3 separate regions of the Homo sapiens genome follow, and all the other regions are linked to region 3. The links are chromatin contacts, found by Hi-C in ENCODE. All regions are on one chromosome and are shown on one strand. Each heading gives the region's core, a stretch centred on a gene start or an enhancer-like site at or near the end of the contact. The rest is flanking DNA. Distances are from core to core; before and after follow the strand shown. Region 1 holds the start of LINC02498 (long intergenic non-protein coding RNA 2498). Region 2 holds the start of CLNK (cytokine dependent hematopoietic cell linker). Region 3 holds the start of CD38 (CD38 molecule).

The links. Hi-C counts contacts between places; a loop is a spot of excess contacts on that map. Pooled maps may share reads with other maps.
Region 1: a map with no recorded cell type shows a loop between it and region 3 (5-fold over the local background). The contact joins the promoter of LINC02498 here to the promoter of CD38 in region 3. A Hi-C loop is called at or near these places in 2 of 37 single-sample maps with no recorded cell type and 3 of 50 pooled maps.
Region 2: a loop to region 3 is called in a pooled map, with 9 times the contacts of the local background. The contact joins the promoter of CLNK here to the promoter of CD38 in region 3. A Hi-C loop is called at or near these places in 2 of 37 single-sample maps with no recorded cell type and 4 of 50 pooled maps.

Annotation. Positions count from the first base shown.
Region 1 is chr4:10,736,011-10,738,960 of GRCh38, forward strand. It overlaps LINC02498 (long intergenic non-protein coding RNA 2498), which reads left to right and starts at 1,581. Exons shown (of 4, transcript XR_925377.3): 1 at 1,581-1,767; 2 at 2,096-2,539.
Region 2 is chr4:10,683,378-10,686,136 of GRCh38, forward strand. CLNK (cytokine dependent hematopoietic cell linker) reads right to left here and starts at 1,391. Exons shown (of 19, transcript NM_052964.4): 1 at 1,291-1,391.
Region 3 is chr4:15,776,940-15,779,897 of GRCh38, forward strand. CD38 (CD38 molecule) reads left to right here and starts at 1,389. Exons shown (of 8, transcript NM_001775.4): 1 at 1,389-1,708. The coding sequence starts at 1,476. RefSeq lists enhancers at 1,174-1,816, 1,228-1,727 and silencers at 1,858-1,907, 2,098-2,147.

The DNA of each region.
Region 1 (2,950 bases), core at 331-2,830, 5.0 Mb before region 3:
GGGTTTCACCATGTTGGCCAGGCTGGTCTCAAACTCCTGACTTCAAGTGATCTGCCTGCCTCAGCCTCCCAAAGTGCTGGGATTACAGGTGTGAGCCACCGCACCCAGCCATTGCCTTAATATTGTGGTGATGGCTTCACAGGTATGTCCAAAATCATCACATTGTATACATTAAATATGGGCAGTTTATTGTATACAAATTAGGCCTCGATAATGCTTTAAAAAAATCTCAATAAATAAAAATGGGCAGTGGTATGAACAGCATGGTGCATCCATGAAAATTCAAGCTGTTTTGTGGGCCAGGGTCATTTCAGGTCGGCATAGCCTGTGACGGGAAGAGTGAGGCTGAAGAGGTTGCTGGGGTCTATGTCATCATGAGCACACCTTCTCTATGTTAAACAGTTGAGATCTTATTCTGCCAGTTATGGGGTTCCTGGTCTTTGTCCTATTTATTAGCATCAGGGTGAAATGTGAGATTATAAAATAAGGCTTGGCAGACAGGAAAGACAGAATAACAAGAACATGAGGGAGGACAGGCTTAGAAATTAGTGGGTGGCAAGTTAGCAGCCTCAGCTCTTTCATCAAGGAGCTGGGCTCAAGCTACATGTTTGGCTTTTGCGGAAGCTTCTATTTGAGGATAGAAGGATAGCCAAGAAGGAAAGTTGGGGGCTCAGTCTTTGAAAGATTGGGGATCATGGGAGTAATGGGTTATTAAAAGAGGCTTGAATCCAAGGGTTGGGGCAGCAATCTAGTTATCAATCTTGGAGCACAGGGGACAGGAAGGAGACTCAGGCTTAGAGCAGTACTGGACCATCATGAGAGCAATTGTCCAGCACCTGGCAGAAGGTTGGGTAGCCAGAAAAAAGCTGAATTGACACTCAGAACTTGCAGCTAATACATTACCTGTAACCTTAGCAGAGCAAAGGGGCACACATTATGCCACTTCAGAGACCTGAGTTTCAATCCCCACCAGGCCCTTTGTGCCTACATGAGTTTGAATACATATGGCTGTGCCACAGGAGACTGAGCAGCCGATTCAACAAGATGAGAGTAGAGACTGGTGAGCAGCAAGGGCAGAAGAGCCCCTCCAGTGGCAGGGGGAGAACCTGCGGTTGTCTTGCCAGCTTTGCCTGCTCTGTGCTCTTGGCCTCTCCCTCATTCTCATAGCCAGGGCTTTTGGAATTGAAACAGAAAAGTGGGATTTAAGCAGTTCCAAAATGACAGTCCTAGGTTCACTATCAGGCAAATCTTGTGAGCTCCAGTTTTGATTAATACAGCATCTGGCCCACGTCCCCAGCCTATGTCCAAATGGTTCAGGTATTGCCCAGCCGAACGACCTTGGCAAGTGTCAGGAACTCTCTGAGCACCTAATTCATCATCTACAAAACAAAGAGAATAATTCCAACTTAATAGAGGTGACATAAAGCTTTCTTAAGGATATTGGTGAAATGCACATACCACCCACTACACATCTTTACTAAATGCTCAACCAACGTGATGGTTGCTACGGTGACAATGATGGTGATTATGATGTGTGCTGACCTCTTGTTCTCTGTGAGTCAGACTTTGGTAGCCTCCTTACTTGCTCCACTTGCTTCAGAGAGAGAAGTGCGGGTTTGCGGTTTAGTGAAGGAGCAAGGCTCATGTGAATAGAAGAATCCAAGGTAGAGCAGGAAGAGAAATCCAGCTAGAGAAAGAGGTGGAAGTCAAAATAAGTAGACTCTTATTTTAAATTTTTAATGGCTTCTTGGTGGCTTCAAGATAAAAGTAAGTATACAATTACAATGCAAAGATAGTATTCAAATGGGGAGTTGAATGGGGAGTTCATTAGGTAAGTTGAGTTAACTCACAGGATTGATTCCTTTTCATGACATAAAACCATCTGTGTTTTGGGTAGTGTGAATTGTGAATTGAGAACTCCCCCTCGCCCTTCTCTCAGCCTGTGTTACTTTTTCTTTATCTTTGACTCTGTATCATTAACATTTCACATATCTGATTTTATTATAATTTTCTATTTATCTCATTTTCCCACCAGACAATGAATTCTTTGGAGGTGAGCACTACATGTATATTTTACCTTTGTTTCTCTGCACAGGATAGACAATGAGGAGCTTTGTGTTTGGGAAAAGAATAAAAGTCAACTGTAGCAAAACCTCTCAGAAGTAGGATTTATAAACAGTTCTCAAAGGATGCACATGAAAATGTAATTTCTTGGGAAAGTGGCAAACAGAAAAGAATCAAACCGCAGTTGTGTGTGGCAAGGATAAATATGCAACGCACCATCAATAGGATTTGTTGGGTGAATAAAAAAGCCTTTTAGCCAACAATATGTAAGCAGAAGAATGGAGCAGGAGTTAGAGAGAACCCTCAAGCAATAATGGAGGCCACTGGAGAGGCAAGACTGCCAAAGGCTAAGTTATTGACCCAGTATTTTTAAAACTGCCTCCGAAAAGAAGCCTGAACGAAAGAAAATAATTTGTGCTATTAGAATGTATTTTTCCTTTGTGTTCCTATCTACTTCCTTCACAAGCTATTTTTGGTAAGTTTTCATTAACCTTCTAACAAAATGCCAATTAAATCATCTTTTAATAGGCTGTGTTTAGAAGACCGAATCCAAAGAGAAAAACGTGCTAGATCGACACTTCAGTGTAGAAACCAGATTCTTAATCCTACTTGGATAACAACTGACATTCTCAGTTGTTTTCACCTGGGATAGCAATATATTACATGAAAACACAAATTCTCCAAGCAGTAATAAGGAATACATAATACAATACTAGTGCTGGGCTGACTTTCCTGCTTTGTTTCCTGGTATCTATTTTTTGTTTGTTTGTTTGTTTATTTTTGCCTTTTTCCACCAGTTGGCTCTGTTAACAGTAATTTGTTTTCCACATATTGCCAAACAACCTCCCGGGTTTGTGTTTATCATATAACCTGACAATATACTCAA
Region 2 (2,759 bases), core at 141-2,640, 5.1 Mb before region 3:
GGAATAACAAAGAAATACTACCATTTAGATGGTTGGTGTCAGAGACCACCCAGGAGTGAGTTTAGGGATGAGCTCTGTGAAACTGCAAACTAACACTGTTCACCATTCCAATCAGTCAGCCAGGAAAATCAGTTTCCTTCTGAATTCTGTTACTGACATTAGTGACTGAACAACCTTGCACATATTACTTAGAGAACTCAAGTTCTTCACCTGTAAACCAGGGAAAGTAATAGCCAGCTCTCTAGGTCAGCAGGAGCTGAAGGTAAGTAAATGCCAGTTGCCATTCCTACTTCTCTAGGGCATACTGTATCTTAAGCTTCTTAGAGGATTTCTGAAGCGCTGTCATTTCTCTGGTAGGCCTTCAATTAACCAGCTCTACCATCGTCTTCTTGATATTTGAAATGATTATTCCTGGTGGTTTGGGAGGCCCCTGGAAATCCAAAGAACAACACTATTGAGGAGCTGCGCCACAGTATAGACAGAGACAGCCAGAGAAATAGCCATGTAGGTAATAGACAAGTAATACTCATAACAGAGAAGCCAAATGAGTAACACTGGTGTAAAGTAATAAAAACAGTATTGATAAAAAGTTCAGGCATATCGACACCTTTTAAAATCAAAGTATCCATATTTTGATGATAGTTATTTTCTTTTCTGTCTCATTCCAGTTTGTTTGCTTTATCCAATAAAAGCCTGGTAGAGATGACTCCCGGCACTTTTCAAGAGTAAGAATTTAACCCCAACTTTAACCTCACTTTTGAGCTCCTTACTCTTGTGAGTGGAAGGATGTCTGCGTGATTCCAAAGTCTAAGTCTCCTCTACACCAAAGCAGAAAGAAAATCGTATTACTTTAGAAAATGTTAAAAATATATTTCCACAGGGCTCCAGGAGTTAACTTATACTTTGAATGACCTACTTTGAATGGAGGCTTTCTTTCTAGAGGGCTTACTTAATGAAGGTCAGCCAGGAAAGCCAGCCATGGGGCCTGGTCTTTAGATTTCAGTTGCAAACAGTCGGGGAGTCCAAGCTCCAGGAAAAGAAGATTGAAAACATTTAGTCTTTTAATTTTCTGTGGGTAGGTATCCTGATTCTTTCTCCCAAAAGAATGAAAGGATCTTTAACAATTGAGTTAAGGGCTTTCTTCTTGCTCCTTTGATGCTATATATAAGGCCCAGACTTCCACTTTAGAAACACATTTTTACTTGCTGCTCAGGTCTTTCCTGATGATCATTTATGACAAGGAGATGACCATGAGATCCTCACTCAGAAGAACTGGCCTAATGAGTTTACCTGAACAGCGTGGAGAGCACCAAGGGATCTAGGCTGAGGTGTCCGTCTCCTGTGAGGAGGGGCGGCAGTGCAGAGACCTTGGGGCACTGGAAATTAGTAAGGCGGTGGGTTGAATTCTTCTCGATGCTAAGCAGTGCCCTTCAGCAGAAAACCTCCTGATAGGTCCGTTTTAGACTTGGTTTCCTGTGAAATGCAGCCACAGACCTGAGAGGTCTGACCTGAGGGCTGGCAGGACTTCCTCTTCTTAGGCTGGAGTGCAATACGTGAAGCTTTCAGAGGCTGAAATCTTCCAATGCAAAGGGTGTTTTTAAAGACACACGGTGTCCTTATGTGGCACTTCATAGTTACCAGAACACAATAAAAGGAACTGCTGGGCAACACTCAAGCATGGAAGGTGGGTTTTGCGAGTCTCACTTTATATGAATAGTGGACATTAACTATCATCTTTTGGCTTAATTTTGCAATGGCTTCCTGAGACCATCCCAGACACATGGACCAGGTGTTAAGGAAAGAACCTGGGAACTAAAGGAGAAATGCCTGCCTCTTATTCTTGCTGTATTAATTATTAGCTATAGGATCTTGGGCACTTTGAAGTTTATTTCTCAAGTAGTTTGAGTGATAATAATATTTGTATTTTAGAAACTTTTTTAAAAAATGAGGGATAATTGAGGATTATATTTCCTTCATTGAGGAAATGATATTTCCTCAATTGTGATGGAAGGATAATATTTATATTTTAGAAGTATTTCAATAAATAAACAAAATATTGTAAATAAAGGCATGCAGTAATGTTTGGGCACATATCAGTTGCTTAATACATTTTCTTTCGGCCTTAATCTTGGTCCATTTAAGCTGATCTTGCCGAGTGCCTGTTTCCTCTTCTGGAGACTTGACATTCTAGTTTTATATAAATTGATGTTGAATTCCATAACAAACTCCAACATTATTTACAATAAATTCAAAGGTAGAAGTTTATATTTTCTTGGGTAAATAACTCTGGTTTTGACTTAACAGACACCCCAAGGAAAACATGAAAATAAGCACTCTTTGAATGCTAATTGTGAGTCAGTTACATTGCTAAGCAACTTGCAAGCATTATCCTCCTTAATCTTACTAATAACCATGTAAGGAACATATGTAAAATCCCATTTTGTAATTGTGAAAACTGAAGACTAGGGAGACTCGAGTAGTTTAACCACTTTATTAATTAGCTTTTGCTGCATTAGGGGCTTAAAGCAGTAACCACTTTATTTAGTTCATAATTGTGTGTGTCACTTGCTCACTTCTTTTGGTCTGGACCCATATTAATTTTCTGGGGTTTTCATAACAAAGGACTGAGCCCTGAGTGGCTAACAAAACAGAAGGTCAAATTGTATTGTCTCACAGTCTGGCCTCTGGAAGTCTGAGATCAAGGAGTCGGCAAGGTTGGATCCTCCTGAGAGCCATGAGGAGAAGATCTGTTCCAGGCC
Region 3 (2,958 bases), core at 139-2,638:
CTTTGCAGGGACATGGATGGAGCTGGAAGCCATTATCCTCAGCAAACTAACACAGGAACAGAAAACCAAGCACTGCATGTTCTCACTTATAAGTGGGAGCTGAACAATGAACACAGGGAGGGGAACAACACACACTGGGGCCTGTTGGGGAGAGTGGAGGGAGGGAGAGCATCAGAAAGAATAGCTAAAACATGAGGGGCTTAATACCTAAGCAATGGATTGATAGGTGCAGCAAACCACCATGGCACACATTTACCTATGTAACAACTCTGCACGTCCTGTACATGTATCCCAGAACTTAAAACAAAATAAAAAAGATAAAAAATAAATAAAACACACAGTCCAAAAAGTCATCCTGTCTTACAGAGCTATGGGTGATCTGGTCTCCTGCTACTTTCCGAACTTCTGTTCTGTTTCCCTCAACCCTCTAGCCTAACTACAATTGGCCTCCTTGCTGCTCTGGAACAGGCCAAGAGCTTTTCTGCCTCAGAGTCTTTGCACCTGCCATTTCCTCTGCTTGGGAAATGTTTGCCCCAAGGGAGTTGGGTGACTTGATCGCTCACATTACTTAGGTCTCTGCTTGAATGTCACAGATGTTCTCTTAATAAAGAAGAGGCAAGAAAAGCCACTTTATTATTTATTAAACTCCCGCATAGAGTGCAGTATTATTACTGTGTGCCAGACCCTGCTTCAAACACATTCCATGGACTATAAAATTGCATCTCTGAGCAGCTCCTAGAGCTGGTAGTAACAACTTACATTTACTGGGTGATTACCATGTGCCAGGTATTGTGCTAAACACGTTGTAGATATTAACTCACTTAATCCTCGTAACAATCCCATGAAGTAGGTACTGCTACTATCCCGGCTTTACATCTGAAGTACAGAGAGGTTAAGTAACTTGCCCCATGTCATCCAGCAAGAACTAAATTTGAACCCAGAGCTTAGCCACTGATGCCTCTTGAGAGAAGGAGTCAGACTTAAGTTGAGTCTTTAAAGGTGGTTGACCAGGCATTTGTCAGAGTTAAGAAAGAGAGGTAGGACATCCTTTTCCAGGCAGAGGGCATTGTGTGCACACACGTATAGAAGCAGGCAGCCCACCCTCATGCTTTCCAGGAAGCAAATGTGGCTCAGGTGTAAAGTGCCCGGTTGATGAAGGGAGTTAGCGGAGGGAGTATAAGGATGTACTGTCTGCCCCCTTAGGACACCTGCAGAGGATTAAGGTGGCTGTTTCTCCCTGGAGGTGGAGTGGGTGGGTCACTGCACAGGAGCCTATAGTTGTTGGTCTTTTAAACTCTTATTGGTGTAACCAGCCACGGAACTCTGAGGCAAGGGGTTGGGGGTGGGAAGGGAAACAGAGAAAAGGCAAGTGAAACAGAAGGGGAGGTGCAGTTTCAGAACCCAGCCAGCCTCTCTCTTGCTGCCTAGCCTCCTGCCGGCCTCATCTTCGCCCAGCCAACCCCGCCTGGAGCCCTATGGCCAACTGCGAGTTCAGCCCGGTGTCCGGGGACAAACCCTGCTGCCGGCTCTCTAGGAGAGCCCAACTCTGTCTTGGCGTCAGTATCCTGGTCCTGATCCTCGTCGTGGTGCTCGCGGTGGTCGTCCCGAGGTGGCGCCAGCAGTGGAGCGGTCCGGGCACCACCAAGCGCTTTCCCGAGACCGTCCTGGCGCGATGCGTCAAGTACACTGAAATTCATCCTGAGATGAGGTGGGTTGGCGACTAAGGCGCACCGGTGGGCACTGCGGGGACAGCAGGGCCCCGCGCGCAGGGAAGCCGCCCGGATCGCCCGGAACCGGGCATCTTCCGTGGCGGGTCAGCCGAGAGCCCGCCGGGTGGTGCTGAGTAGGGAGTCCCGGGCTCGGGGCTCCGCGGGCCGCTTTCAGGAGCAGCTGGCCTTGGCACCGAGCGTGCCCGCGGGAGGCGGGGGGGGGCGCTGCTCGGTGGCTCTGCTGCGTAGCCGGTGAACACTTGGCACCGATGCCCGCCTTCTGGGCAAGGTGCCCTGAGCCCAGCCCCTCGCCGGGCTGCAGCCCACCCTCGGCGCGCTCAGCCCGCTTCACCGCTTCAGGGACGGAATAGAACTCGCAGATGCAGGGTGTCGCTGACATTTTCAACTTTTTCTGCGGTTTCCGCCCGCTGTCTCTGACCCGAAAGTGCCCCCGGACGGTTACAGAGGACACTTAAGTGGTTTGCAAAGCCTGTGGTAGGGGAGGAGGGTGTAGAAGGGCCAAACCACGGAACTTAGTTTTATTCATTTATATAAAGCAGCACTCCGATTCTTTTTGCGCGGCCTGAAATGCATGTGACCAGAGAAGTAATTAACAAAACAATGTCAACTTCTAAAACCGAGACATTACTTAGATGATAAGGCGCAGCAACTCGGTGAATCTGTACAAACCTTGGAAAAAAAACACATTAGTCTATGGGACCTTCCAGTTTTCTCATGCTCCTTTCCAGCTACTAACCTCTCCTAAAGGGAACAACCACTTTTTGGATTTGATTCCCAGGCCTCGCTTTCACCGGGAAATTATCGTTGCTTGTAAAACAGAAGAAGCCGGGAAGGCAGGCAGGGGGAGCTGCTACTTTACACTCTGTGCTTTGGGATAGCAAAATCCCGCATTTAAGCAATCCGAGGAAACGAGCAAATAGACCTCCCTCGCCTCTCCGAGCACACTCAACAGTTCCGGTTGCAAAATGTTTGCCTCCTGGGCTTCCCAGCGTCCCGTTAGTTGTTCTATTTACACATAATTAGATACTTAATGGAGAGAGAAACTAGAAGTTGAGGCGTTCCTCCAGGCTGTATTGTAAAGTATGAAGTGAAATCCAAAATGAAATGGTAATGTTAGAAAGCAACCTCATTAAAAAAAAAAAAAGTAACACTGGTCTTGAAGATCTTTCAATGTGAGTACATAAAGATCTATCTCATTTCTTTTGACAGCCCATAGTATTTCATAAAC